Regions from separate parts of the Homo sapiens genome. Here all the other regions are linked to region 4. Evidence: chromatin contacts called from ENCODE Hi-C or POLR2A ChIA-PET data. All regions are on one chromosome and are shown on one strand. The core of a region is the stretch at or near the end of the contact, and the rest is flanking DNA. Distances in the headings are between cores, read along the strand shown. Region 1 holds the start of RB1-DT (RB1 divergent transcript). Region 2 holds the start of RNASEH2B (ribonuclease H2 subunit B). Region 3 overlaps RB1 (RB transcriptional corepressor 1). Region 4 holds the start of PHF11 (PHD finger protein 11).

Region 1 (2,867 bases), core at 190-2,689, 1.2 Mb after region 4:
CATTCCCTCTGCAATGAACTTGTCTCAAAGTAGAACCAGTGCTGACAATAATGACAATTACACTCTTTCAATCATAGCTATTTAACCATAAAGTAGAAAAATCAAGAAAAGTAAGATGTTGTAATACAATAAATACTTCCCTTCAAGATCTAGTGCATTCGTATGGACTTGCTTAAATTTAGATTCCACTTAATAAGGGAAAACGAAAATTTCCATTTGCGCACAGAACCACTAATTTTGTGCCAAAAACAAAGGCAAAAAGAGGGGACACCAAGATCCTTGCTGGTTCAAAGTCAAAAGGCAAAATGGAAGAAATAATGAGACAAGCCGAAGCCGACTAACACGCAAGAAGAGTTCATCAAACAGGAAAAAAAAAAGTTTAGAAACTTTCAAGCACTTCTGGTAAATGTCTCATGAAAGTTTTGCCCATGTTTCAGTTCCTCTAAAGAGTTACGCTCCATCAATCACTACAGATGGCTTTGAGTCCCCAAGGCCTCGATGCATTATTGTTCTAAGGAAACGCCGCAAAGCTCCTGAGCCGAGTATCCTGTGGGCAATGGACACTCAGGACCCTGCGCTTCTTGTCCAAGGCTTTCTGGTCGGCCTCTCCCACAAATGGACTTCAGATGCAGTGCACGCCCGGAAGAAAATACTTCCCAACTGTTGCATCGCGTGAACCAAAACAGAAAGTCAGACGACCACCGGAGTACTCCAATTCTCCGGTGAAAAACTCTCCCACAGACACCATTTTTGTATTTTTATTTTTCATTTTTTGCGTCTGATGGACGCTCGCAACGACCCTCTGCCTCCGAGCCTCACAAGAGGGAACTGCACCTGTCACTTCGCTCAGGACCCTAGCCCCACCCGCCCGACACCTGTCAAGTTGAAGCCGAGACCCCTCGCCCAAGAACCCAGAATCCTGTCACCATTCTGCAGACGCTCCGCCGTGGCGGGGGGCAGGGAGGGCGCCTCCTCCCGCCGGGACCCGGCCCCTGGCGAGGACGGATCCCCGCCGAGCCGCCTTGGCGCCCGCCCTACGCACACCCGGGGCGCCCTTCCCGCGTGAGGCGACGGCGGCTCTGCTCGCTCACCTGACGAGAGGCAGGTCCTCCGGGCCGCTGTCCTGCTCTGGGTCCTCCTCAGGAGGGGGCGGCGGCGGCGGTGCCGGGGGTTCCGCGGCGGCAGCGGCGGCGGTGGCGGCCGTTTTTCGGGGGGTTTTGGGCGGCATGACGCCTTTCCGCGGCGGGAGCCAGCGAGCTGTGGAGGAGCGCCGGGGAGGACGACGCGCGCGCACGTCGGGGCACGCCCCGTCCTCTCCCGACTCCCGTTACAAAAATAATTTCAACGTCCCCTGAGAAAAACCGGACGCGCCCTCCCCCGCCCGGCAACTGAGCGCCGCGTCCAACCGCGGGAAAACGTCACTTCCGCCCGCGGCGTCACGTCCGCGAGGCTCCCGGGCCCGCCGGCGTCTGTGGGGAACTGGGGCGCTGGTCGGTGCGCGGGCTGGGACGCTAAGTCATGAGGAATTAAACTGGGAAACCTGGCGTGGGTCCAGGCGCCTTCCAGGAGGCATCCGGCGCGGCCCGGACGTGCTTCTACCCAGAACCACCCCCTCCAGGCCGGGGTGCACTTAACGGGGCTATACAAAGAGTCTGGTGGGTGACTGTGGGCCTCATCCCTATCCCGGGGTCTGATAGGGAAGACTCTCGGGCCCCGCAGGGAATATCTGGCTAGTGCACCCTCGGCGGGAGCGCCACTCTCCCTCCTTGGGCGGCGCCCCCCACCTCTCATCCCGCCCAATCCGTTTTGCAAAGTCGGCCAAAACAAAAACAAACTTGGAGCGCTGATAGGTGCGGAACTTTACCAGTCACTTAGAAGATAGAAAATGTTAGACACTTGCTGGCCTTTTGGGATCACTGGTTAGGGAAAGGAAGGGAGGGAGCTGTGGGGAATGAACGGATAGTAGTGTAATAAAGGATTGTAGTGGTGTAAGAACGGGAAGCACCGTGGAAACGTCTGAGGAAGATTTTCAGGGGAGCAGTAGCTGCTGAATAGAAGTCTGTCAGGCAGGCCTGACATTTACTATGTACCAGGAACTGTGCTGGCCACCTTACATAATTGTCTTATTTAATCCCCAGAAACAGCCTTTTTTTTCTTTTTCTTTCTTTCTTTTCTTTTTTTTTTTTTTTTTTTACTTTAAGTTCCGGGATACAAGTGCAGAACGTGTAGGTTTGTTACATAGGCATACGTATGCCATGGAGGTTTGCTGCACCTATCAACCCGTCATCTAGGTTTTAAGCCTTGCATGCATTAGCTAAGAAACAACGCTTTCCAATGGGTAGTATTAGCTAGTCTACGTTGCAGATGAGGAAACAGGCTCAGAGGAGTTAATTTGTCCAATACCAGGGCCGATGGGTAGCAGAGAATTTGAACTCAATTCTATTTGATTCCACTTGTCCATTATATTATGTTTGATGAAGAAAACAGTGACAGAGAAGGAGCATGTGCAAAGGCACAAAGACATCAGAAAAGAGCTTGCTGGGACTACCACCATCAAACATTGGCTTAAAGCTGTTATCACTTCTGTGTCTCGGTATTTGTACCAATAGATTATCTAGTTTGAATACATTTTTTTTTCTCTTTGGCAGACACTGTTATTGCCCATCTGAACTCGTCAACTGAGAAGGAAAGAGATGGTTTATGCTGTGAATAAAATACAGTTGTGCTGTGATGTAAATCCCCTCATCCTGGAGCAGCTGAGCAAGGTCTAAGGCAGGAAGAACCTTCAAGCAGGTCATGGCTGTAAGCCTCCTGAGTTTATCCCAGCAAGTTGTATAAGGGATTATCTTTTTATCTGCATATTATGA
Region 2 (2,700 bases), core at 105-2,604, 1.4 Mb before region 4:
CTACATCTTGAACTGGGGGATGGTTACTAGGGTGGTGTATACGTATGAAAAGTTCAGTGAGTTGCATACTTAAAATCCGTACACTTTATGTATGTTTTATTTTTAGAGGCAAAAAATATTATTGACAGCCTGTCATGTAAACATTTTCAATAACCATCATAAAACTCTAAATTCCTGGGAAAGAATATTGTTATCAGAGTATATTTACTGCCACAAACACTGCATTTGCTGAGCTAAAGTCAAAACTTAATACAGGGAACAGGAGATGTTCCTTTTTTCCAATGTTACATATATAAAAAGACCAAACCTTTCTGGCTTGCACTCCCTAGGCCAAATTCCTTTAACTGTGTCATTTAATCGGTCCTTCCTTGTGTGGCACTGGCTGTCCACTGTCCCAAGCCCTCGCATGTCCTGGATGGCCGGTCATCATCCACACGGGGGCTGAAAGGCCCGGCTCCAGCACTCCTGTGGTCATCATCCTGCTGAATCGCTTTGAACTACCCTTGGCCTAACCGCGACTCCCATCCCGCTTCCCTCCTGCCTCGCCACTGCAGGCCTGTCCCTTTGCTTTCTTAAAACTGCGCACCGTCTGAGGCCACTTCGAGCCTACTGGATCCCTGGTTCCAACCCAGTAGGATCACAGAAGCAGGGCCAGCTGCCAGGTAGGGGACACCAAGGGCAGAAACCTCCGGGGCCCGCAGCGCACCGGTGACCGCGAACCCGCGTGGCTCCCCTCAGGCTGAGTCGGCTTCCACCCTCCCACCCGAGCCACCGGGGATCAGGGCCCGGGAAACACGCTCGGTCCTTTTCGGCGCTTCCGGGTTTGAAAACCGCGGCTTGCTATGACGTGTGACCAAAATGCGGGGCCAGCTGTCCCAGAGAGAATCCCATCCCGCGCCGGGCCGGGTAGTGGGAGCCACCGGGGTGGGGGGCGGCGCGCCCGGGGTCGCGGGCCGCTCCGCCAGTTCTTGGGCCGACCCCGCCGCCCGGGCGCGCGTGTTTACCTGAAACCAGGAACACGTGCTGCCGGGCGCCAACCCCGTCCCCGCAGTCCACGCCAGCGGCCATGCCGCCCGCCTCTTCCGGGGCGCCGCAGGCTCAGCGCCGCGGGCCTCAGTCTCCCAGCCCCGCCGAAAATGGCGGGAGAAGGGTCTGTTCCGGGTGGCGCGGCGCGCTGAGGGACCGGCAGCGCCCGGGAGGAGGCCCAGGGACCGAATTTCGTTTCGTTTCCGAGACCAGCCTGCTGCTCGTGTTACGTTTTTAAATTTAGCGCCAGGCGAGGGGCTCTGAATGCCGGCCGGTGGCCGCAGGCAACGGGAAGGGGCCGCGGCCTCTCCCTCGCGGCTCCGCTAGTGGTAGGTGCTCATCGCGCGCCGCAGGGCGCCGAGTGACGCGGAGCGGGGCGGGGTCGCCGGGGCCCCGCGCTCTGTGGCTGCACCCAGCGGCCCTCCATGGTCTAGCCAGCGGGCTAGGATTGGGTCTGCGGGGTGTGTGCCCGGACAACGGGTGACGCCCGCCACACCCCCGGGGCCGGGGGACTCACCTGGAGCTAGTCCGTGTTAAGGACAATAGCAGTCACATCGGAATCCGAATGCAACTCTTAGCCATGGTCCTCAATTATTTGTGAATATATATTGGTCATCAGTTGCATTCTGTGTTGCTATTGATGTGAGAATATGTGTGCATTGTGAGCTACAAGGGATGTCCTCAATTTGGACTCCGTCCTCATCACTAAAAGAGGTGCACAGTTTTGGGCTCAGAATATGAATTTGTTGTTTTGGAGAACGCTGTATACTGAGTTAAAAACTTAGACATTTATTTAAAAAGTGATGTTTAAAAAGTTAGAGCCATGAAATTTGGGGATTTAAACTTTTAAAAATAACATTTTAATTGAAAAGTGTTGTTTGGTACATGGTTTTTAAGAAGAAAGTACATATTCCTTTCATACTTTAGAGAAAAGCACGGGCCAGGCGCAGTGGCTCAGGCCTGTAATCCCAGCACTTTGGGAGGCCGAGGCGGGCGGATCGCCTGAGGTCAGGAGCTGGAGACCAGCCTGACCAACAAGGTGAAACTCCGTCTCTACTGAAAATACAAAAATTAGCTGGGTGTGGTGGTGCACATCTGTAATCCCAGCTACTACGGAGGCTGAGGCACAAGAATCACTTGAACCCAGGAGATGGAGGTTGCAGTGAACCGAGATCCCACCACTGCACTCTGGCCTGGGCTACAGAGCTGGACTCTGTCAAAAAAAACAAAAACAAAAAAATCCACAAAAACCTATTTTTTTTTTTTTTAAAGAAAAGCATGATGTATCTCTTTTATCCCAGATCCCAGGGGTAACTGTTAACATTTCTTCTCTATTCTTGCAGAATTTTTCCATGCAAAAACAAGTTAATGTCTTATTTTTGCACAATTGAAAGAATAATATACATAACTCATGCACTTTGCTTTTCATGTTTAATCTTGAAGATAGTTAAATTTAGCAGCACTAAATTTATCTCGGCCCTCTGAAAAGGTTTTTAACTTCAAACCTGTTTCCCATGGGGTGAGACCAATACAGCTGCAGTTGATTGCAGGACACAGCTGGTGGAGAAGAGGCCTTTCTGGCTGAGGAAAGGCGCCTCTTGCCAGTTTTGGGGCAAGGAGCAGCAGATTGGTACTGCTCTGATCTTCCCTCTCCCCCAAAACGACTGTAGAAGA
Region 3 (2,937 bases), core at 24-2,523, 1.1 Mb after region 4:
AATTTATTTAAATAAAAATGAATACTACTTAAGACTTAGCACTAAAAAATTATACCATTTGATTTATATGTCATATAGGTAATTTTTGCTAATGGCCAAAATTATTGGACAAAAATTACTATACTTTATGTTGTGGTCTCATAAGACTTCCTGAGATGACAAAGACTGAAACACACATGATTCAATATAATCTTAGCTACCTAAAACGAGGGGAAAAAATGGACCTGCATTTAAAGAAAAATAAAGCAAAGGACACATATAAATAGTTTCTGTAGGCCAAGAGTGGCAGCTCATGACTAATCCCAGCACTTTGGGAAGCCAAAGCAATAGGATCACTTGAGTCTAGGAGTTTGAGACCAGCCTGGGCAACAGCAAGACCCCGTCTCTACAAAGAATAAAAAAAATTAGCTGGGTGTGTTGGCTCACACCTGTAGTCACATCTACTAAGGAGGCTGAGGTGGGAGGATCACTTGAGCCCAAGAGTTCAAGGCTTCAGTGAGCTATGATTGTGTCATTGCACTCCAGCCTGGGAAAACAGAGTGAGACTCATCTGTTTAAAAAAAAAAAAAGGTTTTCTACAAGGGATTTCTTTACCACTCTCCATCCCTTCCCCAGGCCATTTGTTCTTCATTGGAACTGAAATGTGCAAACGTTTATTTTCAGAAGACCCCGTTAAAATATGTGGGTTCAACTAAATCAGATGCCAATCTAAAAGTGTACACTATTAAAGGTGTCTGATATTCCTATGAAAAAGATAATGCAAAAAAATTATATTTTCAAGAACAGATAGTAAGTTCAGTATTGGATTAGTGTATCCTATGTTCATTTTTGTTTATGACTCATGTAAAAGACAAGTAATTTCACTTCTCCACCTTTTTCATCTTAATGTTTAAAAGAAAAAAACTAAATGATAAAACCTAATATAAAAACTATCATTACTTAATATGTAAATTTAAAAACTTTTAGACAATTAAATTATCTTAAAATAAGAAAAGGGCATAATGATAAAATGACCAGACTTAAAAGATAGCAAGACAGATTTATGTTAGTCTTTGAAGAATTCTTAAGGAATATAATCAAAATCTTAAAGATAAATTTGTTGTTATATTTAGTGGAGATAAGAACCACTGAAACTTAGCAAAGTAAGAAAAGGCTTTTTTGAAAAGGCTAAGAAACAAATCCAGCTGTTTCCTATTCTACGTTTCCTTATCATGTTCTAAATCTAGCACTTACAGGAAGACACCAAAAATACCTTTGATATTTGGCCATTTCTGAGAAAAGCTGAAAATATGAAGACCCAATTAAGTAAATTAGTAACAACACCAAGGACCACAAATGTGTATGTTGAAACAGACTGGGTCGTGACAGTTCAGAGTTTTTAAAACATGCTATAAATAGTTGGAAAAATGAAATGCCAAAAAGTTGTTCTATTTTATAATTAAAGGTAAGTAAGCTTAGATGATTGAAGCATAATTGCCTTAGAGTAGTTCTAAAATTTTAGTAAACTCAATAATTAATAACAGCCTTTTATTTTGCTGCAGAAATTCAGAAGCCACACTAATTAGGATCGATTTCTCCTATTTCTCTTCTTTGTTTCTTGCATATCCAGAATTCTAGAGCCCTTCCTCACAATTCCAGTTAAGATTTGACTGTAAGTTTACAAACTGAAAATTCTAAAACTAAATTCAAGTAATTATCTAACATCATGACTCTTTATAAAATTCTCTGAATAAGAGTATATGTGCTTCCATCCCACAGGTTAGGTACAGAGAGTATGTCCTAGCTATTCTTCTACCATTGCTACTTCCCTTCTTGTTTGTACTTGAATAGTGAACTAACACCACCCTCAGGGTAATTACTGACATGATTCATAACTAAAGCAACATAACAAATTCCAACTGTAATATAACAGTGAACACTGCCCATACTTAACAATGCTGGAGTCCCATGATGCCTTTTCCCCCTGAACTTTTTCCATTTTGAGAAGGTGATGGGGGAGGAGGGGTGCCTCAAGAGAAGAGAAAAATTCTCTGTACTTATAGTAAGCCAAGATAAACAGGTTAATACTGTGTAACTGAATCCTCGGTTCTCTGTTCTTATGAAATCACTGTATAGCAGAGGAAAAGGAATGAAGGGTACTAACAATTAATTGTTATGTTTCTAATTACTATTCTCATAAATGCTCATTTATTCCTCACAACAACTGAAAGTTATCCCTATTTTACATACAAGGAAACCTGAGATACAGAGACATAATTTGTTCAGAACCACACCAAAGCAAGTTACATGACATCTCTGGACCTCAGGTCTCTTTATCTATAAAATAGGGATAGCAGTGTTTACACTTCCAGGCTTCTGTGAATATTAAGTAAGATCCGCTAATTCAAAGTCTAGGCCCTTTTTGCCATAGCATAGTAACACTCACAAACACAAAAATACAAACACAGATAAAACATGAGCAAATAAACGAATCATGACAATGCACATACCAAACAGTAAACTAATATACACTAAAAGGCAACATAGAGGCTAAAAGTATAGTCTCTGGAACCAGATAGCCTGAGTTAAAATTCTGGCTCTGTCACCAACCAGTTTTGTGGACACAGGAAAGTTTCTCCATCTGTGAAACAGTGATGACAGAATCTATTTCATAGAGTTGTGAGAAGTTATGAGTTAATACACTGAAGCACTTTTAACAGTACCTATAATAGGACATATGCAAAAACATTACCTATTATTACTTCTACACTGAAATGTCACACACATAAATGAGAGTTATTTTGATGCTGGTCTGTATAATTATCAGACAAACTTCCAAAGAAGTAAGCAAGTGATGAGCACTACTTCCTAAACTAAGTTTCTATGAGCTACCTACAGGACATTCCTGAGTTGTTAGATTTTTGTTTGTTTTTTATTTTTGGACATCCTTGAATTTCT
Region 4 (2,949 bases), core at 276-2,775:
GCCCGACTGATGCATTAGAAGGGGTGTCCGGAGGAAAGAGAGGCCCTGAGGAGCCACTAAGGTTTTTGCAAGGAGCACCTGGGCGAATGGAATGGGCTGGTGGTTGAGCAGGTTTGGAGTACCTGAATACAGTGGAGGAAACAAGAATTCTCTTTGGGACATACTCAGTTTGAGATCATTTCAGAAATGGAAGAAGTTGGTTATACCAGTCTGGAGTTTGAGGAAGAGGTCAGGATGGAAGCGCATCTCCCGTGACTTACCTTACAGTCCATATGTATACCAATGAATGAAATATCCAACTGATTGGCTTGTGGTTGCCACGTATGATGTTTACGTGTGACGTTTTGTGGTTTGGTGCCTTTGTGTCATCCTCTCTGCTGGGAACACCCCTTCAACTTTTCCACCTTTGGCTGAGTCTTGCCCTTTAAAGGTAAGCCCATGAAACATGGAGAAACCCTCTCTACTAAAAATACAAAATTAGCTGGGCGTGGTGGCACATGCCTGTAATCCCATCCACTCGGGAGGCTGAGGCAGGAGAATCGCTTGAACCCGGGAGGCAGAGGTTGCAGTGGGCCGAGATAGCGCCTTTGCACTCCAGCCTGGGCAACAAGAGTGAAACTCCTCTCAAAAAAAAAAAAAAAAAAAAAGGGTAAGCCCAGCCATCCTCTCCTCAAAAAGCTTTCCCTGAAGACTGGGAGTCAGGAGTCTCTCATCTGTACCTCTGTGGTTCTGACCTCCTCATTAAAGTTGCCTAGTAGAGTCTCTAGGGCAGGGTCTGCCTAACTCATCTTTGTATGCTCAGGACCTTGCCCTGAGCCTGGCACACCGTTTGGAGCTATACACACACGCAAGGGCAGGAACCCATCAGAAGACCCACCCACTCAAGTAGAGGGCCGGGGAGGACTGGAACGACTGGAGAAGGGGAGACGGGTTCCAGTCACGTCCTCCGTGAACGTGAGACCCAGCTCTTCCCTCAGGGCCGCCCCCTGCCTCACCGCATCAGGGCGCCCCTCCACTGTCCTGGTTTACCGGTGAGCGGAGGGGCGCTAGGAGAGTTGACATCGGTTGTGGTGGAAGCACTGGGCTGTCACCCGCGGGGGAGGTAAACCGAAGCGTGCCCACCACTCGCGCGAAACCATGGGCAGTCAGAGCCACCTGTGGAACTGGCCTGGGCCGCGCCCTGTCCTCTGGCCCCCTCCCCCACCAACAGGCACGCGAGTGGTGAGCCAAGTTCGTCCAGCGCCGCCCCGGCGTCTAGGGCCCCGGCCCGGAGTAGGGGCAGGTCGGGCCCCCATGCGGCCACGACCGGAAGGCAGGCCCCTTGACCGGGCCCGTCGCTGCCCAGCCCCGCCCGCCCGCCCGCCCGCCCCCGCGGTACACACCGGTGGGAAGGAGGAGCGCCTCCTGCGCGGGCCGGGCCTCCGGGCTGCTGGCGCCGAGCACCCTCTCGGGCCGGGGCGGCGACGCCTGGGCCATGACTGTGCTGCAGCTGCGGGTGGCGGCCGGATAGCGAGATCCCGGAAGTGCCCCAGCTGCACTAGGTTTCGTTTTCTTAAATCTGGGCTGTCGCTTTGAGTCACTAGCCGGCCCGGGGAAAGTTGGGTGTGCAGAGAGGGGTTGTCACACACACTGCTCCAGATTCCAGTCTAGTCTTAATTTGAATAGCTTAAAAAACCCAAACGCCGGGAGCAGTGGCTCACGCCTGTAATCCCAGCACTTTGGGAGGCCGAGGAGGGCGGATCACGAGGTCAGGAGTTCAACACCAGCCTAACCAACATGGTGAAACCCCGTCTCTACTAAAAATACAAAAATTAGCTGGGCATGGTGGCGGGTGCCTGTAATCCCAGCTACTCCAGACACTGAGGCATGAGAATCGCTTGAATCGGGAGGCGGGGCTTGCAGTGAGCCGAGATCGCGCCACTACACTCCAGCCTGGGCTACAGAGCGGGACTCCGTCTCAAAACAAACAAACAAACAAACACACACAAAAAACAAACAAACAAAAAAACCCCAAACGCCAGGCTTCCCTACTCCACCCCCCACAACACAGCGGGAGAAACAATCACTCTCCTGAGGGTTCCTCCTAAAAACTATCATACTGGCCGGGTGGGCGCGGTGGCTCACGCCTGTAGTTCCAGGACTTTGGGAGGCCGAGGTGGGCGAATCACGAGGTCAGGAGTTCGAGACCAGCCTGGTCAACATGGTGAAACCCCGTCTCTACTAAAAATACAAAAATTAGCCGGGCTTGGTGGCGGGCGCCTGTAATCCCAGCTACTCGGGAGTCTGAGGCAGGAGAATCGCTTGAACCCGGGAGGCGGGGGTTGCAGTGAGCCAAGATCGCGCCACTGCACTCCTGCCTAGGCGACAGAGCCAGACTCCCTCTCAAAAAAAAAAAAAAAAAAAAAAAAATTATCATACCGAGTTTGGCTTAAATAAGCATATCTTAAAAGGACGCAGAATTAGCCGATCCTAAATCCAGTTGCCAGTAGCAAGCCTTTATTTAGCACCCATAGGGTACAGAGCACCATACAAGATGAGGTTTTCAGTGAATCTAACATAAATGCATATAATTATAGTTAAAAAATAAGTTGTTCTGGAAAAAAGACATATAATAGTTGGTGGTTTGCTGAGGAATTAAAGGAAAACTGGAGGTCTTCCACTTTCAGCAGGTTGTAAAGAGGAAGACTGCCAACTAGGGATAGCAGAAGAGAGAACATTAAAAAGGACAATTTGTATAGTCTTGACAACTATGAAATGAATTGCAGAAGAGTGTGGGGTCTGCAAAACAGGGAAGTGAGCAGACAGACCCTAGCAGCCAATTTTTAAATTTTTTTTTGCCCTCCATGCAGGAGGATGAAAGAGTATTTCTTGCCAGGCCAAAATGAAAGGCCCTTTATAAAGAGACTGACATTAGGGTGTTCCCCAGCAAGATAGCTCAGGTAGGTCATA

What was found. A loop is a pair of places that touch in the nucleus more often than their neighbours do. ChIA-PET counts read pairs that join two places held with the same protein, here RNA polymerase II (POLR2A). Pooled maps may share reads with other maps.
Region 1: a map of CD8-positive, alpha-beta T cell shows a loop between it and region 4 (6-fold over the local background). The contact joins the promoter of RB1-DT here to the promoter of PHF11 in region 4. A Hi-C loop is called at or near these places in 1 of 168 maps with a recorded cell type or tissue (CD8-positive, alpha-beta T cell) and 7 of 50 pooled maps. POLR2A ChIA-PET finds 5 or more read pairs at or near these places in 1 of 52 experiments (activated naive CD4-positive, alpha-beta T cell).
Region 2: a map of B cell shows a loop between it and region 4 (3-fold over the local background). The contact joins the promoter of RNASEH2B here to the promoter of PHF11 in region 4. A Hi-C loop is called at or near these places in 2 of 168 maps with a recorded cell type or tissue (B cell and CD8-positive, alpha-beta T cell) and 7 of 50 pooled maps.
Region 3: a pooled map shows a loop between it and region 4 (2.3-fold over the local background). The contact joins the enhancer-like site here to the promoter of PHF11 in region 4. A Hi-C loop is called at or near these places in 3 of 50 pooled maps.

The regions. Positions count from the first base shown.
Region 1 is chr13:48,302,274-48,305,140 of GRCh38, reverse strand. RB1-DT (RB1 divergent transcript) reads left to right here and starts at 1,439. Exons shown (of 3, transcript NR_046414.2): 1 at 1,439-1,850; 2 at 2,649-2,802. It overlaps RB1 (RB transcriptional corepressor 1), which reads right to left and starts at 1,390. Exons shown (of 27, transcript NM_000321.3): 1 at 1,092-1,390. The coding sequence starts at 1,228. RefSeq lists enhancers at 379-448, 689-738, 813-1,536, 1,537-2,262 and a silencer at 949-1,238.
Region 2 is chr13:50,908,445-50,911,144 of GRCh38, reverse strand. RNASEH2B (ribonuclease H2 subunit B) reads right to left here and starts at 1,354. Exons shown (of 11, transcript NM_024570.4): 1 at 1,005-1,354. The coding sequence starts at 1,068. It overlaps RNASEH2B-AS1 (RNASEH2B antisense RNA 1), which reads left to right and starts at 433. Exons shown (of 3, transcript NR_046552.1): 1 at 433-662. RefSeq lists silencers at 600-649, 860-1,099, 1,110-1,539.
Region 3 is chr13:48,400,012-48,402,948 of GRCh38, reverse strand. All of the region lies in intron 17 of RB1 (RB transcriptional corepressor 1), which reads right to left. It also overlaps a transcript of LPAR6 not described here. Among named protein-coding and RNA genes, the nearest start is that of LPAR6, 12 kb to the left of the region's middle. Within about 2 kb of position 1,273, at least 10 of the 41 ENCODE cell types and tissues checked have a DNase peak (open chromatin) inside an H3K27ac peak, as active enhancers do.
Region 4 is chr13:49,494,529-49,497,477 of GRCh38, reverse strand. PHF11 (PHD finger protein 11) reads right to left here and starts at 1,525. Exons shown (of 10, transcript NM_001040443.3): 1 at 1,383-1,525. The coding sequence starts at 1,476. The region is part of intron 12 of SETDB2-PHF11 (SETDB2-PHF11 readthrough); the gene reads right to left. SETDB2 (SET domain bifurcated histone lysine methyltransferase 2) reads right to left here. Exons shown (of 14, transcript NM_001160308.3): 14 at 2,475-2,949. RefSeq lists enhancers at 944-993, 1,484-1,723, 2,034-2,719 and a silencer at 1,184-1,463.